Linked DNA regions of Homo sapiens: regions 1, 2 and 4 are each linked to region 3. A link is a loop called in an ENCODE intact Hi-C map of the cell type or tissue named here. Cell type or tissue: dorsolateral prefrontal cortex. All regions are shown on one strand.

What was found. A loop is a pair of places that touch in the nucleus more often than their neighbours do. Peaks named below come from ENCODE experiments on the same cell type or tissue, not always from the same donor. Only the 100,000 strongest peaks of a DNase experiment are listed, where the experiment ranks them.
Region 1: it touches region 3 in a loop (2.9-fold over the local background); 7 of 110 quality-filtered maps call a loop at or near these places.
Region 2: a loop joins it to region 3, with 2.2 times the contacts of the local background. A loop is called at or near these places in 7 of 110 quality-filtered maps.
Region 4: a loop joins it to region 3, with 4 times the contacts of the local background. A loop is called at or near these places in 11 of 110 quality-filtered maps.

What each region holds. Positions count from the first base shown.
Region 1 is chr5:180,205,722-180,213,721 of GRCh38, forward strand. It overlaps RASGEF1C (RasGEF domain family member 1C), which reads right to left and starts at 3,490. Exons shown (of 14, transcript NM_175062.4): 1 at 3,307-3,490. RefSeq lists an enhancer at 1,489-2,281 and a silencer at 3,406-3,625. In dorsolateral prefrontal cortex, a CTCF peak has its summit at 3,541 (motif pointing left); DNase peaks (open chromatin) are centred at 3,500 and 7,402; H3K4me3 peaks cover 2,489 bases.
Region 2 is chr5:180,196,477-180,204,476 of GRCh38, forward strand. All of the region lies in intron 1 of RASGEF1C (RasGEF domain family member 1C), which reads right to left. Among named protein-coding and RNA genes, the nearest start is that of RASGEF1C, 8.7 kb to the right of the region's middle. In dorsolateral prefrontal cortex, a CTCF peak has its summit at 4,964 (motif pointing right); a DNase peak (open chromatin) is centred at 985.
Region 3 is chr5:180,280,380-180,288,379 of GRCh38, forward strand. MAPK9 (mitogen-activated protein kinase 9) reads right to left here. Exons shown (of 12, transcript NM_002752.5): 2 at 61-229. The coding sequence starts at 182. Among named protein-coding and RNA genes, the nearest start is that of MAPK9, 7.7 kb to the right of the region's middle. In dorsolateral prefrontal cortex, a CTCF peak has its summit at 3,967; a DNase peak (open chromatin) is centred at 3,952; H3K27ac peaks cover 867 bases.
Region 4 is chr5:180,123,247-180,131,246 of GRCh38, forward strand. RASGEF1C (RasGEF domain family member 1C) reads right to left here. Exons shown (of 14, transcript NM_175062.4): 5 at 5,164-5,364; 6 at 4,363-4,437. Among named protein-coding and RNA genes, the nearest start is that of RNF130, 55 kb to the left of the region's middle. RefSeq lists silencers at 3,363-3,657, 3,884-3,933, 4,004-4,073. In dorsolateral prefrontal cortex, CTCF peaks have their summits at 1,069, 3,971 (motif pointing right), 4,177 and 5,484; DNase peaks (open chromatin) are centred at 3,965, 5,785 and 6,255; H3K27ac peaks cover 1,986 bases.

The DNA of each region.
Region 1 (8,000 bases), 75 kb before region 3:
TATTATTATTATTATTATTATTTTGAGACAGAGTCTCACTCTGTTGCCCAGGCTGGAGTGCAGGGGTACAATCTCAGCTCAGCTCACTGCAAAATCTGCCTCCCAGGTTCAGGCGATTCTCATGCCTCAGCCTCCCAAGTAGCTGGGATTACAGGCATGTGCCACCATTCCCGGGTAATTTTTTATATATTTTGGTAGAGACAAGGTTTCACCATGTTGGCCAGGCTGGTTTCAAACTCCTGACCTCAAGTGATCTGCCTGCCTCAGCCTTCCCAAGTGCTGGGATTACAGGCGTGAGCCACTGTGCCAGGCCCTCCTTGCCTTTAAATATATTTTTTCTCTCTCTCTCTCTTTCACCAGTATGTGAACAGATGGAACAGACAGACCTGTGAGACACACTAGAAAGCCCAGAAACAGGCCCAGGGCTTGGATTTTTAGTGTATGAGAAAGGTGCATTTCAGATCACTGGAGGAAAGATGACCTTTTAAATAAATGGCTTTGGGACAGAGTGCCAGACACTTAGAAAAAGATTAAATTGGATGCAGAGACTAAGTACACAACTAAACAAATATTAGAAAACACAGATGATTGCTTTATAATTGGGCTTTTCATAGTTAGAAAAGTCTAAGTATGATTCCAAATCTATGTGAAAAGATGTCCAATTTCATTTATAATAATAGAAATATAAATTTAAAATACACTGAAATACTGTTTCTCAGCTCTCAAACCAGCGAGGCTGTGGGGAAACAGAAGACACTGTGATACATCGGTGGTGGGAATGCAAAACGGTGCTACCTCTTGACAAGGAATTTGGGACTAGCTAACAAAATAAATCCACATTCACTCCTACTTCTAGAAGTGTGTTCTAAATATACACCTTTGCAAACATTAACAATATAGGTGCAAAGTTATCCATTACTCCATTATTTTAAATTTAAAAAGACTTGGAAAAAAACAAAATTGTTCATCCAGAGGACATAATTTGAATAAACAATAATAGTACAGCCACAGAACGAAATACTATGTGAGTGTAAAAAAGAATGAGCCAGGTCTCCATGAACTGGTAAGAAGTTACTTTCAGGACATACTTCTAACTGAAGAAAAACCAGGAGCTGTACGGCTAACTTTTGTGATAATGCTTAAATGACTTGTTTTGCAGAAAGAGACACAGGAAGGATAAACCAGAAAATATTTTAAATGGCTCCCAATGGTGTGGGAACAAGGAAGAAGATGCAGGGGTGGGACTGAGACCTTTAAGGATAGCTTTTTAATAGTTCTGACCTTTAAACCATGTGTTTTACGTATTCAAAAAATAAAATTACATCCTAAAGTCTAAAGGAAAAAAAGCTCCAAATTGAATGCAAGTAGAAACACACGAAGCTAACAGTGTGTCCGACTGATAACGTCACCACACAGCACTCTGCCTGCACACCCGTGGAAATCCCGATGCTGACCTAGCAGGTTTTGGTTGGCTTCGGTGTGGATGCAGTCATTCTGAAACTCTTTCGGGGTGCATTGTGGAGCTAAGTAAATGATGAAATATATTCATGTTTGGGGGAATAAGGTTCTCACTGCAGGAGAAAGGGAAAGGAAATATTAATTTTTAGTAAAAAAGGGGCCTTGGCTTGGTCCACTGACAAGGCCTAGAGGCGGCGAGTGCACGCCCCACACTAAGCCCGGGTCCCACGCAAGGAACCAAGGCCCCTTGGACAAATGGCTGACTCTGGATCTGGGTCCAGGTACAAGTGAGAGCTGGAACCACCTCAGAGACTGGCGGGGACATGGCAGGAGGGTGCAGACCCCGGCCTGAAAAGGGCCAGGTCCCGGGCAGGGCCCCACCTCTACCTGGTGGCCTGCGGGCTCCCCCTCGCCAGTCCCGCCCTGGGCTCCGCAGCCCGTCCCTCTCTCGCCTGCCCTCCCTCTCCTGCCCCGGCAGTGCGCCCACCCGCCGCCACGGGCAGCCTTTCGACGCCCAACCTGCAAACCGCCTGGGGGCTGCCCAGGACGTCCAGACCCTGTAGCGTCTCAGCTCCAGCTCCGCCCCCTCCTGCCCTCAGGGATCTCACCCGCGCTGTTCCCCCGGGCTACCCGTCCATCACAGGCTGGGCTCCCCGCTCAGGACAGCCTCCCTGACCAGACGAAGGCTCCGCCGCGCCCTGGTCTCCCTCTGCCCCAGTCACCCTACTGCATGTTCTTCCCAGCACGCATAAGATCTTGGCCATGTCCTTGCTTTTGCCTTTGATTTCTTGTTTGGTGTCCCCTCCCACACCAGCTAGTGAGCACTTACGGGGGCAGGCAGCAGGCGGCACACAGTAGGCGCTCAATGAATGTGGCCAGTGAGTGGACAACCCTAGCCCCCCTCCACCGGTCGCCTGCACAGTGGCTGCACTATGGCTGTTGGAGCCAGTCTTACCAGAGGTGGGACCCCAGCGTTGCCACTCCATGGTCCCGCCCCTCTCTAAACCTCAGTTACTCCACCTGCCTGGCAGGCAGAGCTTCCCAGGACTCTTCTCAGGCTCCCGGGGCTCAGAACTTCTGTCTCTCCCACAGCCCCAGGAGGCAGGAGATACGGGCCCGGAAGAGCTCCACCAGCACCCCAACTTCCCAGCTCTGTCTTTCCCACAGTTTCCCACGCCCACGCTGAGCATGGGGCGGCGTCGCCAGCACCCTTCCCCAAGTCCCCCCAAGCATCGCTTTCCCAATCTAAATACAATGAGTGGACCAGGTGGTCCCTTGATGCCGTCCGCTGTCACTGCGTGAGGGACACACCCAGGACTCCCAGCAGACCCCACTGTTCTCGCAGGCCCTCTGATAGTGGCGCTGGTCCTTTCCTCAAATCCGATCCCATCCTCAAGGGTGACAGCACCCTCTTCCCCCAGGCGCAAGGCCCTTTCCCTTCTGCACGTGCACCGGCAGGTCTGCTTTCCCGTCCCCATTTCATAGACGGGGAAACTGAGGTCCGGTGCGGGTGGAGGCTTTGGTCTAGGCTGGCTCTTCCTGCCACTCTAGCGGCTGAAAGAAGCTTGCTCCTCGCGCCCAGCAGGGGCTGGCGGCGCGCGGCAGAGCTGGGTCTCCCGCCAGGTGGCCGGGGGTGTGCCCTCAGGGTACCCTACCCGCTACCCCCGCGCCTCCAGTCCCGGCGGCCGCGCGGACCCCGCCCCTGCTGACCCCGGCGCACGCTCCCGCGCCGCGCGCAGCCTCCCGCCTCCCGCCGACCCCGCCGCGCCGCCGGCAGCCCTCCCCAGCCCCCGCGAGCCCGCGCCCTTGCCCGCACCGCCAGGTGTCCCTCGGCCGCGCACCACTCACCGGCTCCCGGCGCGCCGGAACTCCGGGCCCGGCCCATGGGCAGCTCCCGGTGCGAGCCTCGGCGCCGCGGACCGGGGCGCCGCCCGCCGCCGCCGCCGCCGCCGCCGCCGCCGCCGCCGCCGCCCGACCGCCCGGCTCCCAGCGCAGCCCGCACGAGCGCCTGGCGGCGGCCCCGGAGCAACGCGGCGCTGCGCCCCCTCGTGGCACTCAGGCAGCGCGGAGCGGGCGGGGCGCGGGGGTGGAGCTGCGGGAGCCCGCGGGCGGCGCTGCACACCAGGGCCCTCCGTGCCCCGGCCGCGGAGCCAAGCGTCCCGCCCTGCGTTCAGGCCTCCGCGGCGGCTGGCCCCCCGCGCCAGGACCACCCGCTCGGGCCGTCAGACGCTGCCCTCCCGCGCGCGGACCCTGGCGGACTCTGCGCCCCAGCTGCCCCAGCCTACACCTCACCTGGTGGGCCTCTGGCGCCCCAAAACCCAGTTCACCCTCTCTCCTCAAGACTGGGCCCGGCCCGGTTCTCTGGACTGGCCACCTAGGTTGTCTGTGTCCCCCAATGGGACATCCCTGGGTGGACACCCCCCCTCCCCAACCTTCTCGGCGCTCTCCCGTGGCCCCCAGGGAGGGTGGACACCACTTTGAAGACACCGGGGTTCTGGGAGGATGGCGATGCATGATTTCACTTTTAGAAAGGGAGAGGGGCTCTAACAGGATCCAGTGGCCTCCTTGAACTGGGTCTTCAGTGAAAAGTTCCCTGGTTGGTCCCAGCATAGAGGTCAGGACACCTGTCCTCCTGTGTCCGCAGTTTGTCCCTTCCGCTGGGTTCCTGGTCTGGCTGACTTCAAGAATGAGCCAGGGACCTTGGCAGTGAGTGTTACAGCTCTTAAAGGTGGTGCGACGGTGAAACCCTGTCTGTACTAAAAATACAAAAAAATTAGCCAGGTTTGGTGGTGGGCGCTTGTGGTCCCAGCTATTCGGGAGGCTGAGGCAGGAGAAGGGCGTGAACCCGGGGAGGTGGAGCTTGCAGTGAGCAGAGATTGCACCACTGCACTGTAGCCTGGGCGACAGAGCAAGACTCCATCTCAAAAAAAAAAAAAAAGAAAAGAAAAGAAAAAGGTGGTGCAGACCCAAAGAGTGCGTAGCAGCAAAATGTCTTGTGAAGAGCAAGAGAACAAAGCTTCCACAGCAGGGAAAAAGACCACAGCCGGTCGCCGCTGTTGCTGGCTGGCGAGGGGTGGGCGGGCAGCTTTTATTCCCTTATTTGTCCCCACCCATGTCCTGCTGATTGGTCCGTTTCACGGAGTGCTGATTGGTGCGTTTTTACAGAGTGCTGATTGGTGCATTTACAATCCTCTAGCTAGCCAGAAAAGTTCTCCAAGTCCCCACCCGACACGGAAGTTCCAGCTGCCTTCACCTCACTCTGCTTTAGTCAGGACCTGCCTGATGAGATGTGGCCCAAAACTCAACCCAACCAGCTTGAGCAAAAAGCTGGTTTGTGGATCATAAAAAGCCAAGGTTTACTGCTTAGAGGAATGGCTAGATCCAGGTACTTAACCTATGTGCATAGAAACTGGCCTCCCCTATCTCCCAGTCTTTCTGTGGCAGAATGGCCCTGGGTTGACACCTCAGAGAGGGCACAGCTGCCTGATAGTTGCAAGGACAGCCTGCGGCTGCCACACACAGGCTCCGAGGAGCTGAGCTCAGGCCATTTCCAAAGACCTAGGGAGCAGGAATAGCAGGCCTGGGTGTCGTCTCACTAGAGCTGAGGCAGAGTTAGTCCTGTGTCAGCTTTGAGGATGGAGTAAGGTGCTGTTCCAAGCTTCCGTGAAGGCTGTTCCTGGAAGAATGGACAGGTTAAGAACAACAGTCCAGCCCATTTCTTGAACAGTTAGGGAAACTGAGTCCTGGAGAGAGCAGGCAGCTGCCTAGGGCATACAGATGTATTAGAATGAATGTGGGCCAGGTAGCTAGGCAGGGAGACAGCAGGGCTGGGGCCAGGGCCAGGGCCAGAGGCTGGCCCTAGGGAGGGTGACATCTGAGACCAAGGGTCAGGTGTGGGGAAAGGGAGGAGGAACAGAGGCAGGCACTTGGTCAGGGGTGAGCAGTGTGCTCCCAGCAGATAGACAGATGCGCCTCAGGGTGCAGGCACTGGGCCCTCCCTGCATCTTCTCCGATTATCACCCTATGCCCCTAAGCCTCAGGTCCAGTCCCAGGGTGTCGCCTGGAGGAAGCCAGGAGTCTAGGAGGAGAGGCCGCAAGAGGCACCTCAGAAGAGCTGACCCACTCAGCTGTGTTGTTCTGGGGTCTGGGCAGCACTGAGCGGCCCTCCTAACCAAGTGCAGGTCAGGGTGGTGAGGCCAGTCTTTCCCCAGCTCACCCTTGCTCTGTGAGCAAAGGCTGCTGTCCCCTGATAAAGAACTTTCTCCAGCAAGTGGCTGGGGCCACTGAAGCATGATTGCCCTGCTGGGAGCAGGGTAGGGGATGCTTGGATGAGGCCAGGGCAACTGGAACATGGGTGTGGACTAGCTCATGGCCACAGCTCCGTGTCCCACAGGGGTGAGGGTGGCAGAGCTTTGCTCTGGGACAAAGGAGAAGACCGTGTCCCCTGAGGTCTCCTGCGTCCTCTCCCTGCCAGACCCATCGCTGCCGAGAGTTGGGCCTGTGCTGAGGAAGACGCATGAGCTGCAGTCGCGGCTCATGCAACACCAGGAAGGTTTTTGAGCCTCGCGGCCAGCGTGGAGTTCTGCCCTGAGCCTCCAGCTTTGTGGGACCCTGGCTGCAGGTGCCACCACTGGGCCCTGGGAGGTATCTGCTCCCGCCCCCTCATAGCCCACCCAGGAGTGCCCTCTAGCAAGGAACCTCTCCTGCCCAGCCCCTACCCTGCCCACCCAACTTCTCACTCCAGAACGTGCCCCGGGGCTAATCCCTGAGTGAGGGCATTGGGACAGAGGGTGAGCCATCCCTAGGGCCGTCAACTCAGTCTCCCCTCACCCCACCACTGCCCTGAGACATCTATTGGGTGGACACTTACCTAGGGCCTATGTGTGCCGGGCACCATGCTGGGTGCTGGGAATATAGCAGAGAGCCCGACATGGGGTTCCTGCCCCCTGGAACTCATGGTTTAGAGAAGGGAGGCTGAAAACTAACCATACAAACAAAAGAGTAAAAACAATCATTTCGGAGAGCGCCGAGCGCCATGAAGGAAGCCATACTGGGGAGGTGGTTGAGTGCGGTGGGGCTGCTTTAGAAGGGAGGGCCCAGGAAGGGCCTCTCCAGGCACATCAGACAAGGCACTGGCCATACAGGGTCTGGGAAAAGCACCGTGGGCAGAGAGAATAGCAAGGGCGAGGCCCTGTGGCTGGCATGGACTTTGCATTGTTTTTGCAAAAAAGAGGCTGGAGCCAAGGTGGAAGGGAACAGGGCCAGGCAGGGTGTCCAGGTGGGCAAGGAGCTGGATCCTGTCCTCTGGGTGTCGACACAGGGGCAGGTGTGGCTGCAGCTCTGCCAGCAGCACCCCCAGCAGGAGGGGGTGGTGCTGTCCCCAGATGTAGGGGTCCTGACACCCATGAGGCCTTTCCCAGCACCTTCAGCCCCTGCGTAGCTGCCCCTGGCCTGGATGGCACATCCTGCACACGTGTGACTCTGGGAGACCTGAGTGTGCCCCACCAACGCAGCACTGGGTTAGTGGGGCTGGAGTCCTTGTTCACTGGGTGTGGCCACGAGGGACAGGCAGCAGGCCCACGAGGAGTTGGCAGGCAGGGGAGAGCTGATGAGTACAGACCTGGGCAGGGGGCAGGGAATGGGGCAGACCTGAGGGCTGTTTCTGGGGGAGAAGCCACAGGACTGGATGATGGGAGATAGGAGAATGTGTGAGAAGTGACAGCGATGGCAGGGGTCCTGGCAGGATGAATGGGGTACCTTTCCCAGGAGGGCGAGGAGCCCCTTCACAGCAGACAGCACCTGCTGGGACTGTGGGGCCAGGGGCATGTGGAGGAGGTCTGGAGGCAGCGGGGCCTGCGGGTGCCTGCCTGGTGCGGGTCCTCAGGGAGGAAGGAAGGACAGCACGGGCTCCAGCAGCTGCAGGCGCTTACGCAGAGCAGGAGCCTGTGAGGCCCTGCAGTACGTCTGCCCGGGATGCTTGGCACAGCCACAGCACGTGACTCAGGGAAGGGGCACCGGGCAAGGCTGCTGAGCAAGTTCACCAATAAAATCAGGAAACACTGAGGACAGAACTTTGGGCTCTGGCCAAAGCATTTTATTAGCCGACCCGTAACTCGTCCATTCTTGGTCTGGTGAAAACCCTCCAAAGTTACTGCAAGGGCAGAGCTCCAGGAGAAGTCATCCTATAGTCAGCCACGGGAGGGGGCCACATTTAATGATCCTTTACAGTCCAGGGCTGCCAACCCACTGAGCCTGGGCTGGGAGGAGCAAGAGAGAGGGTGTGTGTGTGTATATGGATTTGCACATGTGTGCATGCATGGTATATGCAGTATGTGTATGTGCACTTGTGTGAATGTGTGGTGTGTTCTATGCATGTGTATGCAGCACATGTGTGTAATGTGTGTGTGTTGTATGCTTGTGTATGTAGCGCTGTTTTGTGCACGTGTGTGTATATATGTGATGCTGTGTGCATGAGTGTGTGGTATATGCATGTGTGTGTTGTCTGCTATGCACATGTGTGTGTGCTGTGTGCATGTTGGTGC
Region 2 (8,000 bases), 84 kb before region 3:
GGCAACAGTGAGACTCTGTCTCAAAAAAGAAAAAAAAAGAAAAAAAAAAAAGAAATAGTATTGTTCAGGTTTTGTATTTCTTCTTATGTCAGTCTTGGTAAGTTACGTCTTTTGGGGTGTTTGTTCATTTTTCTCTGAAGTATATCAAATGTATTGGTACGAGGTTCTTCATAAAAATCCCTTGCTATCTGCTATCCTCGCCACCTGGGGAGAACCTGCAGCGATGGCCCTTTCTCCCTCCTGATGTTGATCATTTGTGCTTTCTCTTTTTTTGTCTTGCTTGGTCATGCTGGCGGGCAATCAACCTTATTCATCTTTTGAAACAGGTATTTCTCTGTTTATCAATCTCCATTCTCACAAGATAAAGTTTAAGGAGAACTTGGCACACTCTGCTTGATAGGAAGCACTCAATAAAAATTCTGTATTTCAAAGCAACACCTAGCTGCAGCATTTCTGAGTAACACCAGGGTAACAATATCCAAAGAGCCCGAGGGTTCCCAAGACCTGACTTCACCCCAGAATGTGGAGCTGGGTGTGCTGCCCGAGGCTGGCGTCGGTGAGGCTCCCCTCAGACCTCACCACAGGGCAGGGCTGCTCTCACTGACAGGCGCCTGTGGCCAGCCTGCCTCTGATGAGCCTCCTTGGTCCCTCTGCAGCACGATCCCCTTCCTGGAGAGTCCCATCTGGGGACTGAGATTTGGCGTCAGGAAGCAGGGGTGCATCAGGCACACGGGAGCTCTCTGCCTTGCCTCCCTCAGCCACACACCTGTGAATCACTCAACAATGGCTGGGACAGAGGGGAGCCCGAACCCTGGGACGGCAGGGGGAAGCAATGGCGGGATCCAGGGTGCTGCTCAGGGCAGTGGTGGCCTCTTGACAGTGGACCCAGGCTGGACAGAGAAGGCCTGGGGGTTAACAGAGAGGCACTCCTGGCTGAGCCTAGCTCAGGCCTGAAACCCACGGCTGCTCAGCATGTGTTTATTGGGTGGTCCACGTGATGGACAGATGGGAGGCTGTGAGCAGAGAGAGGCCCACAAAGACAGAGAGTGAGAGCAGTCCACGCTCAAAAATAGCCCAGACTGTCAACCGCACAAACCCCAGACAGCAGGCTGAGCTCAAGGCCCACACTGGCTGCATGGCCCTGGGATGTCCCCTTGTGTCCCTGAGCCTCAGTTTCCCCATCTGTAAATTGATGGCAGCTGCTGTGGGAATTACCTGAGGCCACAGGGACTCAGCCAATGGCACTGTGCAGGTGCTTAAACCGTCACAGAGAGCAGTGGTCATTTTACTATGTATTATTTAGCCAGATTGGCACTTTTGAACACTGTCTGGATTTTAAAACAAACAACTAAACAACTTCCTGACCAAATGACCCAGGTAGATATTTCCTCTGCAGGGGCACTAATTAGCTGATTCCAAGAGTCTGCACTGCGTCCCACGCTTAGCGACATCCAATGCACGTAAAGCAGAAATTCCCCAATTAGGATGCTGGTGTGGGTCCGGAAGGCATTGAACTGGCAACAGCGGTGCCTGAGTTAGCGTATTCCAAATTCATAAACCAAGGTGACCCCTCACATTCATGAGCCTTTCACAGATGAGTCTGTAGGACGCTTCCTGGACAGGCTTATGGGGCGTGGCAGTTTGGGGCACCATTGGTGGCAGGACCCTGGGCAGTAAGGCCCTAAGGAAACTGGAAACAGGCAGGACAAAAGCGCACCCTTCTGCAGGCCCCAGCCCCAGACAGCGCCACCCAGCAGAAGAGGACCAGGACCCCTGCTATGATTTCTGAAAGTCAAAGACACATGTCGGGTGCCCAAGAAGGGAAGAAAGTGAAGGCATACTGGACGCCTGCCTTGGCCAGCTCTGGCGTTGAGAGCCCCATCTGGTGTCTGAGGCCCAGAGCAATCCTAGGACTGTAAGAGTCTCCCAGAGAGGAAGGAGTGTGTCTTAGTCTGTTTCTGCTGCTATAACAAAATACCTGAGGCTGGATAATTTATAAGTAGTAGAAATGTATGCCTCACAGTTCTAGAGGCAGAGAAGTCCAAGATCAAGTTGCTCTCTGCTCCACAGAGGGTGCCTCCCTCCTGCATCTTCACATGGGGGAAGGACAACAGCTCCCTCATACCTCTTTCTTTTATAGGGGAACGAATTCCGTTTTTTAGGGTACTACCCATGAAAGGCTCCACCTCTCAATACAATCACACTGGCAATTACGTTTCAATATATACCAGTCAACAATTATGTTTCAACATATAAATTTGTGGGGGGACATGCTCAGACCATAGCAGATGGGTTCAAACCTAGGCCTCCATGACCTGGGCACCTTCTGCTGCTTCTGGGATCCTTTAGGGGGTCCTGCATGAAATGAGCCTGGCAAGGACCTTTGCCAAGAGTAGGAACCCAGGGAGGCAGAGCTGGGCCCACAGGTCCAGGCCTTGAGGCTGGAGGAGTGAGGAAGTAGGAGAAAGCCCCCAGGAAGGACTCCCAGAGGGTAGAAGGGAAACTGAGGCAGGAGCCCAACAGTACCACAGCACATCCTGGCAAAGCCTACCCAGGCCCCTAGTGGTCTCAGCCAAAAGGACCACACCTCTCCTCCCCAACCCCCACCTGCCACCCCCTGCTGGCAGACATGCAGCCCCCAGGAGTGCAGAGGACGGGAGAGGTGGCAGGGGGTGCCTTTCTCCTAGAGAAGCATCACATTCTGCAATTTTAAAACAATTCTGACTCAAAATGCTTAGCCTGCATTGAGTTTTTAGGAAAGAGTCTGACAAATCCGGATTGTGGGAGAAAATGGACGCAAGCTTTCTACAGGAACGACAAAAAGCATGTGGAAGTCCCGCTGTAGATTAAAGGGATCAAAAAGACACGGCAAACATCCAAGCCTTCATCACTGACCGGATCCTGGATATTAAAATAAGGCCAGAAAGGACACTAAACAACTAACAACTAAACAAACAACTAAACAACTTCCTGACCAAATGACCCGGGGAGATATTTCCTCTGCAGGGGCACTAATTAGCTGATTCCAAGGGTCTGCACTCCGTCCCACGCTTAGCGACATCCACTGCACGTAAAGCAGAAATGCACCAATTAGGATGCTGGTGTGGGACCGGAAGGCCCTGAACTGGTAACAGTGGTGTCAGCTTATTCAAAATTCATAAACCAAGGTGACCTCTGCCTTCCCTCCCTCTCTCCCTCCCTTCCCTTCCCCTCCCCTCCCTCCCTCCCTCCTTCCTTCCTTCTTTCCCGGATGGGATCTTGTTCTGTAGCCTTGAACCCCTGACCTCAAGCGATTCTCCCACCACAGCCTCCCAAAGCGCTGGGACTACAGGTATCAGTGATCTCACCTGGCTCATATTAAATTTCTTGAACGTGCATTCAAATTGTGGTTTCCTAGAAGAATTTCCGTGTTCTAAGGTGATGCTGATGTCTTGATTCCTGTAGCTTACTCTTAAATGGCTTAGTAAAAATAATGAGCAAATGTTCCAAAGTGTTAAAAATCGGGTCGGACGTGGTGGCTCACGCCTGTAATCTCAGCACTTTGGGAGGTTGAGGCGGGTGGATCACAAGGTAAGGAGTTCAAGACCAGCCTGCCCAACATGGTGAAACCCTGTCTCTACTAAAAATACAAAAATTATCTGGGCACGGTGGCATGTGCCTGTAATTCCAGCTACTCAGGAGGCTAAGGCAGGAGAATTGCTTGAACCGGGACCTGGGAGGCGGAGGTTGCAGTGAGCTGAGATTGTGCCACTGCATTCCAGCCTGGGCTACAGAGCTGGAAAAAAAAATTGATGGATTTATTTAATAGATGAAGAGATGAAGAGTACATCATTCTTTTTTTTTTTTTTTTTGAGATAGAGTCCTGCTCTGTCGCCCAGGTTGGAGTGCAGTGGCGCGATCTAGGCTCACTGCAAGCTCCGCCTCCCGGGTTCACGCCATTCTCCTGCCTCAGCCTCCCGAGTAGCCGGGACTACAGGCGCCCGCCACCACGCCAGGCTAATTTTTTTTTGGTATTTTTAGTAGAAACGGGGTTTCACCGTGTTAGCCAGGATGGTCTCGATCTCCTGACCTTGTGATCCGCCCACCTCGGCTTCCCAAAGTGCTGGGATTACAGGCGTGAGCCACCGCGCCCAGCCAAGTACACCATTCTTTATGGAGCTTTTCAAGTAAAAAGGCTGCAGACATCTCTAGGTCCCCAGAGATAATGGTGGCCACCTGAATCCAATCCTCTCCTTGGTAAAAGCCAATATGGACCAAGCAGGAGAGCAAATAAAACCATCCATGCCCATGCCTCCAGCATGAGTAGGAGACAGGGCGCGCGCTCCTCTAACTGGTGTGGGCGAGGAAAGCCAACCTTCAGAACCGGCTCCAGGGCCCACGCTGGCATTGGTGGGGTGAGGGCTCAGGGAGAGGCACTGTGGGAATGAGGAGAGGGGAGCTGGGACCAAGAACTATGAAAAAAAGAAAGTCCTTTAGCCAAGTGTGGTGGCAGGTGCTTGTGGTCTCAGCTACTCGGGAGGCTGAGGTGGGAGGATCACTTGAGCCCAGGAGTTGGAGGCTGCAGTGAGCTGTGATCGCACCAGCGCACTACAGCCTGGGTGACAGAGCGAGACCTTGTCTCTAAATAAAAACAAGAAGAAGAAAGTCCCACCCTACATGGGGAAACAGAGCACGCCTGAGGGTGGGTGTCAGAGCACTGGCGGCTGGGGAACTGAAAGGAGACAGCATTCGAGCCCGGAGGTGGCTGTCTCAGGAAGGCCCTGCTTCTAGGGGCCAGGCATGTGGCCTGGAAGTAGAGGCAGCCTTCGGAGGCTTGCTAGTAACAGACAGGAAGTAGCAAGCCTGGACATTCAAGGACCTACGGAAGCAAAAGTGAATATTGTAAACTCAGAAAACACAAGTCCACTCCCGCCTCCCAAAGCACAAGAAAATGGTGCACTTCATAACAACAACAGGAGAGGGCGCTCTTACACTAAGAAACCTACTACGGTTCCCAAGCCCCCAGCTCCTGCCTGCAGCCATCTGTTACCACCAGTCCAGGCAAATTAAGACATCTCTAAGTTAACAGATAATATCCATACAAAGCCAGTATAAAGAGCCGACACTAATCCTTCCCACAAACCCCCAATTTACAAAGGGAAAAACCACACGCAACACCTCAACTTGAATTACCTAATGCTATGGTCTGGAAGTTTACGTCCCCCAAAATTTATAATGGAAACGTAGTCCCCAGTGTGATGGCATTTGGGGGCGGGGGCCTTTGTGACGAGATTAGGTCTCGAGGGCAGAGCCCTCATCAATGAGATTAGTGCCCTTAGAAAAGAGGATCCAGAGAGCTCCCTTGTCCCTTCCTCCATGTGAGGGCGTGAGGAGAGGAGCCATCTGCGAACCAGGATGCGGCCCTCACCAAATACCTTGATCTTGTACCTCCAGCCTCCAGAACTGTGAGAAATCGTTCTGTTGTTTGTAAACTAACCCAGTTTCTGATACAGATGAACAGATGAAGACACACTAAAAATTCAGACACATGAAGAAAATCCCTACATTATACATTCAAAAACTCAACAGAAATGGACCCAAAAAAAGGTAAATGTGAAATTAGAGTTGCCTGAACTCATGAAAAAAAATGAGGAAAAGACCATCATCTCAGAAATGAAGACTGAATTAGAAAATCTCTTAGGGAGAACAGATTTGACTAAAAGCTTAATAGTGTTCATTAAGGAAATTAATGAAAACAACCATAAAACAAAAATAAAATTCATAGAGAAAGCAATCTAGAATACAGATGAAAAACAGATCTAACACAAACATATTATTGGCATCTCTGAAGAAAAAAGGTAAAATAATGGTACATAATATTTAACACTATAATCTAAGAAAATGTTTTAGAAATAAAAGAAGACTTAAATATGCATATTCAAAGAGTCCCCCACGTACCTAAGATCATTTCCAAGAGAATGCCTAGTAAAATGATTAAACTTTAAAAATAAAGAAAAAAAATTCTTTGGAGCTCCAGAAAAACAATCAAGTCACTTACAAAGGAAAGAAAGGCATGTTTATATCAGACATCTTGTCAACAATGTACAAGCAATACAACCCATAACAACATTTTTAAAAATTTAGGGACAGAAAGTAAGAGGCAAGGATTTTATAACCTGCCAATCTATCCTTCAAGTAGCAAGAGTATAGAAAGCAAGCAAGCAGGAAATAACAGTACTCACAAGTCTTTCTTTTTTTTTTTTTTTTGAGACGGAGTCTCGCTGTCGCCCAGGCTGGAGTGCAGTGGCACAATCTCGGCTCACTGCAAGCTCCGCCTCCCGGGTTCACGCCATTCTCCTGCCTCAGCCTCCCGACTAGCTGGGATTACAGGTGCCCGCCACCACGCCGGGCTAATTTTTTGTATTTTTAGTAGAGACGGGGTTTCACCGTGTTAGCCAGGATGGTCTCGATCTCCTGACCTCGTGATGCACCCGCCTCGGCCTCCCAAAGTGCTGGGATGACAGGTGTGAGCCACCGCGCCTGGCCAGTACTCACAAGTCTTTCTTAAGGAACCAACAGAAGCTAAGCTTTGTCCAGTCAAAGGGTGACTGGGAAAACTTTGGCAAAAATAAATATTAGTAATCAGAATCCAACATCCAACAGGCAGTTTCTATGGTGCTCACCGGCATGAGCTCTACCTCTTGGTGTTCATACATTTGGGACTGGGTGGGGCTTTTGACTTTCCTCTGACCAACAGACTATGGCAAAGATGATAGGATATCACTACTGGGATTATGTTACGTTGTTATATCATGTATGTCACGTTATACTATGTTATGTTTTGTTATGTTATGACTCTCTAGGGACTCTTTGCTGGCTTGATAGAGTAAGCAGTCATGCTGGGGAAGCCCATGTGACAAAGACCTGTGGGTAGTCCCGAGGAACTGGGGGTGACCCTAACAAGTTGAGGTTGGCCTCCAGCCAACATCCAGCCAAAATTTTAAGCTCTAAATATAACTACAAAGAACTAAATACTGCCAACAACCACATGAGTGGAGAAGCAAATCCTTCCCTAGCTGAGTCTCTACATGAGAACCTAGTGCTGGCCACCAGCAGTACTCAGCTAAGCCATGCCCAGGCTCTTGATTCACAGAAATGATGAGCTAATAAGCCATGCGTTGCTTTAAGCCACTAGGTCAATGATAACTTAGTACACAGCAATAGATAACTAATACAATGATATTGAAACATACTACAGGCTGGGCGCGGTGGCTCACGCCTGTAATCCCAGCACTTTGGGAAGCCAAGGTGGGAGGATCACTTGAGGCCAGGAGTTCGAGACCAGCCTGGCCAACATGATGAAACCCCATCTCTACCAAAAATATAACTTAACCGGGCATGGTGGTGCACGCCTGTAATCCCAGCCACTTGGGAGGCTGAGGCAGGAGAGTCGCTTGAACCTGGGAGGCAGAGGTTGGAGTGAGCCGAGATCATGCCACTGCACTCTAGCCTGGGCGACAGAGTGAGACTCTGTCTCAAAAAACAAACAAACAAACAACAACAACAACAACAACAAAGTGAAATCTGGGGGAAGACAAAAGTTATACATAGCTTTTTGACTGTGTGGGGGTCAGCATCCCTAACCTTCTCATTGTTCAAGGGCCAACTGTAATTGCTAAACTATATTCCATCGTACGGATATATATCTTGTTTATTTATTCACCAGTTGATGAACAACTGCGTTGTCTCTACTTTTCTGGCCATTATAAGCAATGCTGTTATGAGCATTTGTGTACAAGTCTTTGTGTGGACATTTCATTGTTTTCATTTCTCTTAGATTCCTGGGAGTGGGACTGTTGGGTCATATGGTATTTTTATGTTTAAATTTTAAAGAAACTGCCAAACTATTTTCTACATCATGTCCAAGTGGGACTTATTTCAGAAATGCAAAGATGGCCTAGTGTTAATATTCATACGTTTTGTGTCTGTTTACCTCAGCCTAGTCCCAGACCTGATATTGG
Region 3 (8,000 bases):
AGTTTTACTTTTTATTACAGCAAAAACTCAATCCACGCTATTAAAACAGACCATACTTACCAAACAATCCCTTGGGCCCCAGAGCCAATTGGTTTCAGCTGCTGGTAACGTTTTAGGACAGTGAAGGTTGAGTCTGCCACTTGCACACTATAAAACTGACTGTCACATTTACTGTCGCTCATGATGCAGCGTCCTGCAATATCCCGAAGGGTGGGCAAGTTTCAGATCCCTTCAAAGAAAAACAGAATGAACGTGCATTCTTACCGGAAGTACATACGCAGCTCACGTAAGAGAGTTCTGAACTTATTGGTATGTAAGACAATGTGGCTGTAAGTTGATAAAGTCAATCTGACCAAGTTCTGAACTTAAGCAAGACACAAAAAAATGCAGACATTTCAGTGGTACCAGACCATTATGAAAGGAAGGAATTTTGAGGCCCAGCAAGACCACACTTTAAGGGGCTGGACTAGAAAATAACCACCTTTGGAGAAAAGAATGTATGCATTACTACTGGCTATGAAAAGACTACATCACTCTGTGCGTCTCATCAGCTTGCCCCCTGTGGGCAAGCTAGGTGTAAATGGTTCATTTACACCTAGCTGTCTAGAGACGGAGGCATTGTTTCAAAAATGATCACTTCTAGAATGCCTAAAGAGAAGCAAACGGACCAGTCTTCTGCTCAGTGTATAGATTCTGGTTGAAATGATGAACCAAAAAGCAAGATTCATACGCCAAAGTGACAGGCTGTCAGAGGCCTGGTGGCATCAGTGTGCTGCATGTGCCCAAGCACGTGCTCCTGCCTCAGGAGGTGGGTCCCAGAGCTGGCATCAGCTGGCACAGCCCCAGAGTCCCACATCACCACCGGACTTCAGGGTAGAGATCTGTATATGAAGAACTCTGCTGTGACTGACAGTCCATCATAGTAACACTAGGAAGTCTATCCACTATGTCTGAGTGTAGGCCAGCAGGCCCAGAAAGCAGCTTTTCTGTGGTTGAGGCACAGGCTGAGACTGCTGCTCTGCAGGAGCCTGGATGATTTTATACAGAAAACAAGCAAACAAATTGGCAAGTGGTTCCTAGGCTCGTGTCTGGTTATGCTTATTTAAAAGTCAGCAAGCTATTTATTTTGGTCTTTTAAAACTACATAGCCAACAATAAAATCATATAGGTAAACATTCTATACCGTTTAAGACTACAGAATGTATTCTACAGCTCTGTCAAATCCCTTGCCTTTATGTTCTAGTATCTAATATTTAACGTCAACCTAATGAGATTTTTGTGGTGATGATTTATATTTCAACACAAATGCTAGGATTTTCCTTAAACATGGAAAAAATGGATTAATAACAAGTCTAAATAAAGAACTGAGTCAAATTAATAATTTCTCCAAGTGACCACTGCCCCACGGTCTTCTCCCCGTCCTCTGGGTGGTGGCTGCAGTGTGGCTGCCACTCTGACCACTCCTGCCGAGGTGTGTTAGCGTGCCAGCCAGGGAGTGACTCCAGTGACGCCACAGCGCTTAGATGCTGGACAAACAGCTGCTCATACAACCCGCACCGCAGGAGTCTCAGTCCCGTGTTACCTGGGAGCAATCTAGGGCTGAGTGAGCTGGAACACCTGCCTAGCCCACACTGCTGTGAGAAGGGGACTCAGGAGCTCTCCAGGCTGGCAGGTCACTGTGCTCTAAGCTATAGGAGGTGCGAGGCAGGTCTGTCTTGCTCATGGCATCTCATACTCCAAGGACAGGAGGACAGGAAGCTGGTCTTTGGGGCACTGTGAGCATTCAATAAACCTTTGTTGATCTGATTCCCCACAGTGCTGCTCCATTTTACTGATATCTAAAGGAAGATCCTTTCTAAAGATTAGCTTATTTACAGTTTGCAAGAGGCTGAAACAATTCCACTCAACATTTAGGGGGTACCTTTATGCACGAAAGTGGTAAGTATAGCAAAAGATATGCCATAGTCAGCTAGCAACCAGTCTTGAAACAACATGTACTTCACTATTTGGGGGAGAAGCGCGAGCAGTGAGTCCATTATCTATATTACAAGTCACAGTGCGGTAAGGGCCATAAGCACAATGTAAACAAAATCAAAAGGCAAAAGAGATCCTACCCACTGGCAGGGGCAGAAGACAAGGACGGCTTCAAGGAGGAGGCGGCATCCGCCCTCAGACTCTTTTGCCAGAGATGGACAGTAGAGCCACAGAGCTCAAACTGACTGTGTCCAGACACAGCGAACTGCTGAGCTTGGCTAGCGGGGTACAAGTGCAAAGGATTAGAGACAACTCAGCAAAAAGGCAGGCACCCACTACCACCTGCTTTACGGAGGGTGGCTGTTCCTCTGCTATGCCGTCAACACACCAGCAACACAGTTACTTGCAAGCATGTACTGAGCACCCGCTGTGGATGGTGAGGTACCATGCCAGGACACTCGCCTGCCCTCAGTGAGCGCACACTCAGGAGGAGGCCCTGCACACCAAGGGTCCTAAACCCAGTAGGGTGAAGAAGATTTGGGGGAATGGGAGGAGAAGCAGCAGAGGCGGAGGCACATTCGGAATGTGACAAGTCACTAGGGACTTGCTGGGTAGAGGGCGAGTGAAGCTGGAGAGAGAAAAGGAGGCCAGATCACTATGAGCCCCAGAAGCCACGCAGAGCCGTCTGGCCTCAGTCCTGAGGGCTGTGGAAGCCGTCAAAACATCAGAGGTGCGACACAGGCGCTGAGGTGCTCCAGGATCCATCCCTCCCTTCCTCGCTTTCATAAGAGAAGCCTTCCTTCCCCTTCCTGCTAGATAAATGGCTGCCCAACTAGAGACGACGCCTGGCAGCTTTCCCAGCAGCCAGGTATGGCCAGATGACCAAGTTCTGACTAATAAGATGTGGGTAGAAGTGATGTATGCAACTTCCAGATCACTTTTATTTTTCTTTACAGAAAGCTGCTTGCCCTCCAATCTTTCTTCCTTGCTGCTGGCTGAGGGATCAGCTGTCACAGACCCAGAGATGGAAGTCACATGCTGTAGATGGAAAGCTGCCCACCAGCTGGATTCCTTAACTACCTCATGGCACAGAGCCACCCCCCATTCAGGACCCCGTGTCCACGTTGGGACTGACAGATCAATCTCAACCCTGCTGACCAACTCTGCAACTCTCCCTGCTATAACTGCTTTCAACCTATATTTGGACTATGACAATATTAGGTTAACTTTTTTAAATTTGGGGAGTATATTCACTCATATTAGGTTTTAGAATTGTAATTCCATCTCAAGATTTAAAATAGTCCGGGCATGGTGGCTCACACCTGTAATCCCAGCACTTTGGGAGGCCAACGTGGGGGAATCACTTGAGGTCAGGAGTTTGAGAACAGCCTGGCCAACATGGTGAAGCCCCATCTCTACTAAAAATACAAAAATTAGCCGGGTGTGGTAGTGCGTGCCTGTAATCCCAGCTACTTGGGAGGCTGATGCAGGAGAATCATTTGAACCGGGAGGTGGAGATTGCAGTGAGCTGAGATCGTGCCACTCCAGCCTGGGCCACAGCGAGACTCCATCTCAAAAACAAACAAACAAAAAGATTTAAAATAATTATAAAATTAAAATAAGGTACCCTTATTATGCAGGAGAAAAAAGTCACCTAAGTGAAAACCTGTTAAAGCCACCTTCTCTGTCAAGTTTGGGCTTTGTGAGAGCAAGAGAAAGAAACTTAAGGCCACCTGAGAAGGTGTGTAATTTAGCTATTCATGAGTCAACTCTATTGAGATGATATTTCAACAAAATGGACCATCAACTGGGGCTCAGAAAACAGTTTTACAAATCGGGAAGTACAAGAATTCTTCATGAAACCACATTAGCAATACACTAAAGCCTGCATTCGCTGCCTCCACTTCCCACACCAGCCGGTGCTGGTTCCTCCCCCTCAGCTCCCAGGCTGTGCTGCCACCATCCGTCCAGCACAGGGCTCCCTCCTTGCCACTTGTGCACTCAGCAGCGCCCGCCAGGCTGCACTGTCACAGCCTTTGTAGGGTCTGCCTCCCTTCCAGGCTATGAGCAACTCAAAACTGGGAGGGAACGCTACAAGGAGGTTTCCTGGAGGAGGCAAGACCTGAGCTCAAGTTTGTTCACAGTATCGACCGAGGCATGAGGAAACAGGCACTTTCATACACGTCAGTGAGAGCTGAGAAGTGGTAAAACATTTTTTTAGATGGAATATAGATCTGGCTAATAAAAATGTTAACTGCATATCCTAAACTGGCAAACACAATTCTCTAAGTGTATCTGACAAATACGTGTACAAGTATCCAAACATATTTGTGCAAGCATGTTTGTAACACTTCTTGTAACAGGCAAAAAACTAGAAGTAATCTAAAATGCACACTGTGGATGGACTGAATAAATTATGGCACAGAAGTACAACAAGGCCATTCAACAGAATGCAAGGACTTTATGTATCAATGTGGAAAGATGTCTAAGATACAGAAAGGAAATACACCAAGTTGAAGAAGAGAACACATAATGCCCAGCTACGTAAACACACACACACGCATACACACGCACATACACAATGCTGGCAAGTAGAGAAATAGTGGGAAATGAGAAACTTTCTTCCCATTATAACTTTCTATTCTGTTTTTCAAATGTACATATTTCACATTTAAAAACTGATTAAACAACACATGTTAAATGAAAAGCTGCAGAATGATCATTTGACACTTGTATGGAAGACGGGCTTCAGGCAGATAAGGCTAGAGGCATGAGAGTGGGCCTGGCTCTGAGGTACACATTTATCAACACCCTTATAACAACTAGTGAGAAGCATATTACTATCCCCGCTCTGCAAATGAGGAAACTGAGGCTTAGAGGAAGTTGTCCAGTAAGGAAGTTGTCCAAATTCCCAGCATGGCTCAGATTTGAATTTAGGAGTGTTTCACCACAATATTCAAGTTCCTCCCAAAGCACCATTCTGATATCCCTTTAGAAAGTGAAGCTATTTGCACATGGGCTGGCCAGGACCAGCACACAGTCCTGCACATTTCACCTTGCTGACTCCCCCTACCAAAACCTACCAAAACACTTTTTCCTCTAACGATGACAACGATTCAGTGATCCACAGACTCAAGTGAACCTTTCATCACACTAAAGCTTCAGAGTACCCAGGACATGCGATATTTAAATCAACTAACTATTGTGATTAAAAGCAGATTCTCACAATCACCCTCTGTCTCAATGCTTGCTGCCGACATTTTTTTCATTAAATTGTTCTGTTTTCCAGCTGGGCAAGATGGCTCACACTTGTAATCCCAGCACTGTGGGAGGCCGAAGGTGGGAGGATCACTTAAGCCCAAGAGTTCCAGACCAGCCTGGGCAACATGGTGAGGCTTCAACTCTATATTAAACAATAATAATAATAATAATAGTAAAAATCTGGCCGGGTGCGGTGGCTCACACCTGTAATCCCAGCACTTTGGGAGGCTGTGGCGTGTGGATCACGAGGTCAGGAGACGGAGACCATCCTGGCTAACATGGTGAAACTCCGTCTCTACTAAAAAAATACAAAAAATTAGCCGGGTGTGGTGGCGGGCGCCTGTAGTCCCAGCTACTAGGGAGGCTGAGGCAGGAGAATGGCGTGAACCTGGGAGGCGGAGCTTGCAGTGAGCCAAGATCACACCATTGCACTCCAGCCTGGGCGACAGAGCGAGACTCCGTCTCAAAAAAAAAAAAATAGTAAAAATTTAAAAAGTTCTATTTTCCTACTGTAATTCTTTATTCTTTCTTTTCTTTTTTTTTTTTTTTGAGACGGAGTCTCGCTCTGTCGCCCAGGCTGGAGTGCAGTGGCATGATCTCGGCTCACTGCAAGCTCCGCCTCCCAGGTTCACGCCATTCTCCTGCCTCAGCCTCCCAAGTAGCTGGGACTACAGGCGCCCGCCAGCACACCCAGCTAATTTTTGTATTTTTAGTAGAGATGGGGTTTCACTGTGTTAGCCAGGATGGTCTCGATCTCCTGACCTTATGATCCGCCCGCCTCAGCCTCCCAAAGTGCTGGGATTACAGGCGTGAGCCACCGCGCCTGGCCTCCTACTGTAATTCTTATGAAGAATAGCTTGGTATAACAACGTAATCTTTCTTTGATAATCAAGAACCTTGCAGCTCTCAGGGCCATCCTCTGTAGTTCTTAAGCCACAGTATATACCACAATACAGAACAACTAGCATTTGGTTATCACTTCACCCACTGTTGGATCCATAGGACCCTGCAAGGATCTCCGTCACCAGCCCCACTTCCAGGCACCCAGGCCTGCCTATTTCCCTCTCAATCCCCCACTCCCAGGGCCCTGGGTAAGGGCTTCTCGTGGCTCCTTGGACCAGCGACAGCAGAAGCATTCTCCCAGCCACCATTTCTGTGACTTCCGAACCACTGCACACATGCCACTTTAGAAAGAGAAATCACTCCACGTGAGAATATGTACACAAATGTTCACAGCAGCTTTATTTTTAATAGTGCCAAACTAGAAACAACCCAAACCTGTCCTTCAATGGGTAAATGGTTAAACTAACTGCTGTATACCCATACCATGGAATACCACTCAGCAACTGCTGAAACATACCACAACTTGGGTGGATCTCAGGGGCAGGATAGTCAACGAAAAAAGCCAATCTCAAAAAGTCACATCCTGTATAACTCCATGCATATAACATTCCTGAAAAGACAAAAGTATAGAGATGCAGACTAGATTAGTACTTGCCAGCAGTTATGAATGGTGGGGAAAAGGGGCTGCTGTGGCTGTAAGGGGGTGGGACAAGGAGATATCTGGGATGATGACATAGTTTTGAATCTTGATTGTGGTAGTGGTTATAGGAATTTTCACACGATAAAAAATGACAATGAACTCTATACACCTTGCTCCGATGCCCAATGTCCTGGTTTAGACATTTTACTACAGTTGTGTAAATATGTAACCGTGGGAGAAAGCTGGGGGAAGGGTACTGGGACCTCTCTGTGCCATTTGTGCAACTTCCTGTGAATCTATAATTATTTCAAAATATGGAAAGAAAAAAGAGAGATTTGTTGAAAGTGTGCAGTGATCACACCATTCTCCCATTTGAACTCCTTCAACAGTGACTGACTGCCTGGAGAATAAGATTCAGTTCCCTAGCACAGCACAGGAGATGGCAGTCCTCTGGCCCAATCTTAGGCAACATCAAACCACCTGGGATCAGCGGACACACCCAGCTACTGCACACCTTCAGGCCTCTGCCTAAGCTGTTCCATCTGCTTGAAATGACTTCCCTCCCCTTTTTGACCTGCTGGTCAACATTCACCCTCCTTCAAAAATCTAGTTCAAGCACTTGCTTCTCTTACATGTTTCCTCCTCCAGCCTTTCCCTTCAAACCATGCTGGGCATGCCCCCATTTTTGCCACCCTCCCAGTATTCGCTTTAGATTGCATTCCGAGTCTACTTACACTTCTACTCTGTAAGGGCAGAAAATGTGTCTGATTTATTTCTCAATCCTCTACTGATTACACAGTGGGTGCCCAAAAAATGTTTGTTAAAGACAAAGCTAAATGGGAGAAAAAATGCGGTAGGGCAGCTGGGAGCAGTGGTTAAGATCGGGACTTTGACTTCAGACTCCCAGTGGGTCTGCTATTTATCTGGGTGATGTGCAGCAAGCGATTGCACTCATCTGCAACACGGACGAGCAGAGAGCCTCAGGGTACCTCTAGATAAGAAGTGCACAGCCCACTTAGGAAGGCATCTTGATGCAGGAATGCACCCTAAATCTGACGAAGCCTCGTCTAGATCCAATTACTAACTTACAGAGATTACAGAGAAACACATTCAATTACACTGCAGAGATGCAATCAATCAAATACCAACTATGGAAATGCTAAGGAACAACTCGATTGCTTCAACAAATAAACTACCAAGAAAACAAAGAAATAGGAGGGGGATCTATGGATTAAGAGAAACTTAAAAGACGTATCATCCAATCAACAACGTATGGCCTTCT
Region 4 (8,000 bases), 160 kb before region 3:
AAGTTCTTTATCAGGAGAAGTTGAGTCCTACAGTCACATGGAAGATTTTAACACACATGACGGTAACTAGTAGCTTAGGGAGATTGAAAAAGAAAAACAAAACGCAACCCAGGATGAATATGAATCTCAGCAACACAATTTGAAGCAATAAACAAACACGGAAACTTGAACTTAACTACTTGAGAATACGCATTCTTTTCAAATGTTCAGAAACTTAAAAAATTTTTTGAAATAATCTATGTTTCAAAGATGAAATCATAATGGAATTAGAATGATAATGAAAATGTTAAAAAATAAAACTTGGAGGCTGTAAATAAAAATTTATGTAAAAAGAAATCAACCATCTTTCATGCTTTTATTAGAAAAGAAGGATAAAAACAAGCTGAACATCCAACATAAGAAACTAGAAAAAGAATAACAGTATAAATCCAAAGAAAGTAGATGGAAGGAAATAATAAAGAGTAGAGAAGAAAGAAATGAAATAGTAAAAAAAACTGCAATCTACAGAATCAACAAAGTCAAAAGATCTTTATTTGAAAACATTAATAAAATTGATGAACCTCGGATAAGATTGATAAAGAAACAAAGAGAGGTGTAAATAATCAAAATACTAGAGATGGATCAATGTAGATGTGAAGAAATTAAAAAGATACCTAGAGAATATTACAAATAATTGTATGTCTATAAATTTGGAAACTTAGGGGAAATGGCCAAATTCCTAGGAAAATATAAATTACAAAACAGACTAAAGAAGAAACATAAAACCTAAATAGTCCTAAAACCATTAAATTAATAACAAGAATAAACAACGAAACAAACAAACAAACAAGAATAACCTTGAATCAGTACACGAAAGTCATCCCTCAAAGAAAATACTCGGGAGGCTGAGGCAGGAGAATGGCATGAACCCAGGAGGCAGAGCTCGCAGTGAGCCGAGATAGCGCCACTGCACTCCAGCCTGGGCGACAGAGCGAGACTCTGTCTCAAAAAAAAAAAAAAGAAAAAGAAAATACCAAGCCTAGATGGTTCCACTGGCTAATTCTACAAAATGCTCCAAGAACAAGTAATTCCAGTCTTTCAGGAAGAATAGAGATCAGGGTAAGAGAAACAAAGACTACACAAGAACAGTATCAGAAGGGGAAATAACAGTTCAGTCTCACTGACGATTATAGTTGCAGAAATCCTAAAACATTAGCAAACCAAATCCAGGGAAGTGTGAAAAAGATAATGATTTCATTTATCCCAGTTTCGTTTATCTCAGAAATGCAAAGTTGGTTCAACATTGATTAAAAAAACAGCCTGGCGCAGTGGCTCACGCCTGTAATCCCAGCACTTTGGGAGGCCGAGGAGGGTGGATCACTTGAGGTCGGGAGTTCGGGAACAGCCTGACCAACATGGTGAAATCCTATCTCTACTAAAAATACAAAAATAGCTGAGCTTGGTGGTGGGCACCTGTAATCCTAGCTATTTGGAAGGCTGAGGCAGGAGAATCTCTTGAATCCAGGAGGCGGACGTTGTAGTGAGCGAAGATCGTGCTATTGCACTCCAGCCTGGGCAACAAGTGCAAAACTCCGTCTCAAACAACAACAGCAATAAAAAACTAGGCCAGGTGAGGTGGCTCACACCTGTAATCCCAGCACTTTGGGAAGCCAATGCAAGCAGATCTCTTGAGCTCAGGAGTTCTAGACCAGTCTGGGCAAACATGGAGAAACCCTGTCTCCACAAAAAATACCAAAATTAGCCAGGTATGGAGGCATGTGCCTGTAGTCCCAGCTACTTGGGGGGCTGAGGCAGGAGGATCACTTGAGCCCGGGAGGTTGAGGCTGCAGTGAGCTGTGTTCACATCACTGTACTCCAGCCTGGGAAAAAGAGCAAGACTCTGTCTCAAAAATACCAACAACAACAACAACAAAAAACCCAAAACAAACAAAAGAAACATTTATTTTAAAAACTAATATAAACAATCAGCTAACAGTTTAAAGGAGAAGAGAATATGTGAGTAACAGATCCAGAAAAAATAAATGAAATTTAACAACCATTCATGATGAGAATTCTGAGAAAACTAGGAAGGAACAGGATACTTCCTTAAGCTGATAATAGACATCTCAAGAAATCCTGTAGCAAACATCATACTCTATTGGGACAACACGTTAAAAGCATTCCTTTGAAAATCAGGATAAAATAAGGATGCCAGCTATCAATACTTCTATTTGACATTGTACCAGAGGTGCAAGTTAGCACAATAAGTTAGTCAGGCCGGGCGTGGTGGTTCATGCCTGTAATCCCAGCACTTTGGGAGTCCAAGGCGGGTGGATCACCTGAGGTCGGGAGTTCGAGACCAGCCTGACCAACATGGAGAACCCTTGTCTCTACTAAAAATACAAAATTAGCCAGGCGTGGTGGCGCATGCCTGTAATCCCAGCTACTCGGGAGGCTGAGGCAGGAGAATCGCTTGAACCCGGGAGGTGGAGGTTGCAATGAGCCGAGATCGCACCACTGCACTCCAGCCTGGGTGACAAAAGTGAGTGAGACTCCATCTCAAAAAAAAAAAGCTAATCTTAATTGCTAATATAAATATTGATAAATATAATCCATATAACCAAAAGTTAATTGGGGTCCTTAATAATTTTTAAGAGTATAAAGGGATCCTGAGCCTTTTGAGAACGGACACCCTACAGAAAGTGTGCACTCGTGTATACCAGCGGGTGTAAGAATGTCCACTGTGGGAATATTTATAACAGCAAAAAGCTGGACACACAAATGTTCATCTACAGTAGGGGGATAAAACAAATGTCATGTGTCGTCTTGATGTATTTCACAATAAAAAAGTAATATTTGGAAATGGCCCCAAACCAAACAAAAAATCTTACAAGAATCTCGGCCGGGCGCGGTAGCTCACGCCTGTAATCCCAGCACTTTGGGAGGCCGAGGCGGGCAGATCACAAGGTCAGGAGATCGAGACCATCATGGCTTACACGGTGAAACCCTGTCTCTACTAAAAATACAAAAAATTAGCCGGGTGTTGTGGTGGGCGCCTGTAGTCCCAGCTATTGGGGAGGCTGAGGCAGGAGAACGGTGTGAACCCGGGAGGCGGAGCTTGCAGTGAGCGGAGACCGCGCCCCTGCACTCCAGCCTGGGCGACAGAGTGAGATCCGTCTCAAAAAAAGAAAAAAAATCTCCCTCCCGTTCCTGCCTCCCAGCACCACAGTTGTTCCGAATTCCCAGAGCAGTCAGCATTCCTAGAGAGTGCTGACGGACACAGGCAACATACATGGTTTTGTGTTACCCTCTTTTTTTGTTACCCAAATGGTCACACACTCTCGCCCCTGCTCTTCCCTCTACCGTTTTCTCTCAGTGCCTGGAGGGATAGGTCTTGGAGGTTGTTCTGTCCACCTTATTCCCTTTCACAGCTGCACACCATTCTAGTTATAGACGTTTCATAATTTGTAATCCAGTCCCCATGGGTGACAAGGCAATCTGCCCCCAGTGTTTGGCCATAATAAACATTGTCTATCCCAAATATCTTCGTCCGTGCATGTTCGTGTACATGGGTGTGTATCTGTGGGATAAATTCGTAGGTATGGAAAATTGGGGTCAAGAAAGTCCATTTAGAGCGTCGATGCTAGTGCCAGTCTCCCCTCCAAAGTGGCTGCGCCAGCTTCACCCCAGCAGCCACGTGGAGTGTGTCTTCCACAATGTGTCTAACCTACTAGGTGATTTTTGCTTATCTGAGAAGTGAAAAATGCAATCTCATAGTTTGTACTTTTATTAGGTGTGAGGGCAGAAGGCACAATGTTTGCAATTCTGGCTTGGATTTAGCCCGTGGGAGGCACCGGCACCCTGCTGGTTGGGCTCCCAGAAGGGCGGGATCGAAATCCGGGTGCGTGGGCTGTGTCCTGAGCACCGGGACCCAGGAGTTCCCTTACCCATCCCGGGCAGCGGGCAGCAACCCGCGCTTCCCCGCGTGGCCGCTGGAGGGCACCGGCGCCCACCGAAACGCACCGGGAAGGCGCACGGGGTCCCGGAGCGCGCCAGGGGGCCCTCCACCCTCCTCCCTGCCCAGGGTCCTGGCCCACCCGAGCAGCGCGGCCCACGGCCTGGTTCCTGGCCCACTCCTCCTCCCTCGCTGGGTGGGTGACCCCCACGTCCCGCACGTCCAGGCTTTCCGGGGACTCGGGACTCGGTTGTCGTGGTGCGCCCCCGAGCTGGAGGGGCGTGGCGGAGTGGGCAGGGCCCCCCGAGCCCACCTGTCCCACTCTGGGCCACTCCAGCGCTCGCCCAGAGAAGGCTCGCGGGCTCCCCGGAGAGCGGCCAGTCACTGGGTGAGGCTCACTTTTGGGACAGCCCGTAAGAGCCTCCTACCTTTGTGCTGGCCAGAGGGTCCTTGTTCACAAAGGCCTGGACAAACTCCTCAGGCCCGATGTGCCGCAGCCGCTCCTGCAGGGAAGGGTGAAGAGTGGGTAAAAGAGGGAAGGTATGGGGAGGGGGTGTCCACTGGGGGGCCTGCCGTGGTGCCCCAGCCCCTAGTCCTCCTCACAACAGTCACTCTGCAACTGCCCTCCCCACTGGGGCTTGGAGACCCTGTTTTAGGTTGTCACAGAGCTCAGCGCCTTCCCTGGAGGAGGCAGCCCCTCCTTTCCCGGTTCATGGGGGCAGGGAGCAATGCTATGAGGCGTGACGCCCAGGGAAGCCAGGCTCCACGCTGGGTAACTGAAGTGGCCTGCTTCCTCTGCGGGGTGGAGGGGCTGGTGGCTAGGAGCATGGCATCTGGGTCAGAATCAAACCCTGGCTCTGTCCCTTCTGCTGTGTGACTTTGGCAAGTCGCTTCACCTTTCTGGGCCTTAGTTTCCTCTGTGTACAGGGCCTGCCTGGCCAGGTGATGGAGACATGAGCGAGCGCACGGGAGCGCGCTGAAGAGTGCCTGGAGAGCAGGGAGGTCGCCATCAACCCTCAGTCTCAAAGGGAAGAACCCGCCCCAGCCTCCCTCTCCCTGGGGTGGGCCCTTGGCCTCTGCATCCACAAGGGGCCCAGTGCATGCTCGAGGCTAGGCCAGGGCCTCCTTCACAAGCTTGTGGGGCTGCTCTGGGAAGCCAGGGAGGGCACAGTGTATCTGTGTGTGTCCTGCTGAATCCCGGGTGAGGAAGGTGGTTTGGGCCGGCTTACCAGTTCCACGTGGGTCAGCTGCTGGGCCAGTGTGTAGGGGTCGCTGCAGACACCAAGGAGCTCCCTGTGGATGGAGGCTGGTGGCTTGGTCCTGTAGGAGATGGGCTTGTCGGCACCCACCAGACCTTCTGGCCCCTGGCGCAGAGCCGCCAGCTTCTGGTGCAGAGCCTGTAGGAGCTGATGCATCCTCTTCCGGTATGCCTGGTGGGTGGAAAGAAGGGCGCTCAGGACTGAACACTCATCTCTGCATCTCTAACACTGGAACCAGGCAGCCACCTGGGCTCCAAAGGGAGGGTCTTTTCCTCAGGGTCTCTGGAGAAAAGGCCAGGTACCAGCGCAGGGGCCAGGACCTGCCCCTACCCTGAAACAGGACCCAATCCCGGCCAGGGTGGGGCCACCTGGCAAGGGATCTGGGGTGAAGGCTGCAGGGCTTCCCATCTGTGGGTGGGAGCCAAGAGGAGCACACATCAGGGAGGGTGACGGGGGCCGGGGGCAGCTGTCTGGGGCAGTGGGGTAGAGTGGGGTGGGCACGGCCAGGAAGCCAGAGAAAGGGAGAGAGGCGGGAGACATGGCATGGGCCCTGCCCTGGGCAGACGACTGGCATTTGGCTTGGCTTTAATGGGGCCTCTGTTATCTCCCAGGCCCAGCTCGGCCTTCCCCGACCAGCTGTGCTGTTGTCTGGGAGAGAGACAGGAGGTCAGTGGAAGGGCCAGGGCCCACGGGGGACTGACTGTGCCCCCCAGGGCTGGCAGTGGCTGCGCCCCACTCCCCATCTTCCCAGCACTCAGATGAAGCCCTGGGAGGCAGTGTGCCGACCACAGTTTTGGACACAGCCTTCCTTAGAGGGGTCGTTCCTTCCATGGGCAACAGATAGAAGAGTCGGACAACTGCCCGGCTAACCAGTGGGCGCCTTCTGCACCTGGCCCGTGCTCTGAGAGTTAGGCTTAGGGTTAAGCCACGTCCTGTCCCATTCCTCCCATCTGAGGCTCTGCCACAGCTGCCCACTGCCATAGGAGTGCCAGACGACTCCCAACCCCGCCACCAGAGCACAGGGCTCCAGCGTCCTCAGACAGTAGCAGCACCCCAGGGCCCTGGCTGAGGCCCCCCCAGAGCAATCGGAGCCCCCAGACCCTCACAGCCAGCATGCAGATGCCACACCTGCCCACCGCTCACTGCAGGCTCTGTGTGTCTCAAAATCGCATGAAGGAAAACTCCCTGCAATCTCTGAAGTGACCTGATGATGCCGACTGCCACCCTTCGTTATTTCCCGAGGCCTCTGGGAGCAGCAGCCTGTCCAGTCAAGGTGCGCCATCGCTGGGGACCAGGCTCCAGCTCCCACCACTGCCTCTGCCAGTGCCCAGGCCGGCTCCTGGCTGTAGGGGGTTGCATCTCACTCTGAGTTAGACCAAACCCCTTGAGGACATGAGGATGTCTACCTTAACAAACCCAGCCAGTCTGATGGCACTTCCTTGGAAATAGGGGTTTCCGAGGGGAAATAATTAGGTTTTCCTTGACGGTGGGAGAGGAGGTGCCCCTGAGGGGTGGCCACGGCCTTTCATCCCTGTACCCAGCCCATGATGTGGCCCAAAGCAAGAGCCCGTGCGTCTGAGCTGGCTGGTGGGGGTGAGCACTTACTGCGCACCCACTGTGTGCCCAGAGCAGGGCTGGGCTCTCATAGCACAGCGGCGGCAGCACAGACCTTGCAGCCCTGTGGAGCTGTTATTCTAGTGTGGGAGGAAATGACCCCATTGTCTCGACGGTGGTCCTATCAAAGAAGTCGCATAGGGTGACCTGGATGAGTACTGTTGGGAGCAGAGGCCAGGGAAACTAGGCTCCACGCTGGGTAATTGAAGTGGCCTGCTTCCTCTGCGGGGTAGGGGGCAGGGGGCCCATGGAAGGAACGACCCCTCTCAGGAAGGCTGTGTCCAAAACTGTGGTCGGCACACTGCCTCCCAGGGCTTCATCTGAGTGCTGGGAAGATGGGGAGTGGGGCGCAGCCACTGCCAGCCTTGAGGGGCACGGTCAGTCCCCTGTGGGCCCTGGCCCTTCCACGGACCTCCTGTCTCTCTCCCAGGCAAAGCCAGAGTCCCACGAGTGGCTACACCTGCTGTTTCGTCTCCTCACCCCCACTCACTCCTGAATCACTTCACCTGGCTGCCACTCCCATCAGTCAATTCGTTGGGCCCTCCTGTCACCAAAGCCAGTGGCCGTTTCTCAGGCTGCGTCTTCCTTGGCCACCTCCGCCTCAGCCTCCTGGTTGCTCCTGCCTTGGGCTGTCTGCAGGCTTGCCTGTGTTCACTGTCGTGAGATGCTGGGGTTCGGGGTTCTTCCTGCTCTGTCTAGGCCTCTCTTCTCACTCTTACTTAGCTCCTGGCTGTTCTGCTTCACACCTGCAGTCTCCCTCTGATCTCCAGAGTCATATGGGCGGCGGTCCGTCATATGGCCCATGGTCCTCTGTTTGCCCAGCACAGCAAATGGAGGTCGACTCTCCTTGTCCAAAGCTGGTATTCCCAGTGTTGGTGGATAGCGCGTCGGCCACCAGACACACAGGCTTGGTGCCATCCTCGACCCCGCCCTCTCCCTCATGCCCCTCTAGGCCATCACCACCCCTCTCTAGTTCATTTTCTTCTATTTCTGCGCATCCCACCACTGTCTCTGGAGCCCAGGCCACTGTCATCTCTCTGCTGCACTGGCCTTCTTAATGCCCCCAATGCATCCACGCCGGTTTCTCTCCACCCTGCAGCCACAGAGGTCTGTTCAAAATGCAAATCTGATCGCTGCCTCCCTGTTCCTGAAAATGCCTCCATGGCTTGTGCAAAGATAGGAGCCCTGGCGTG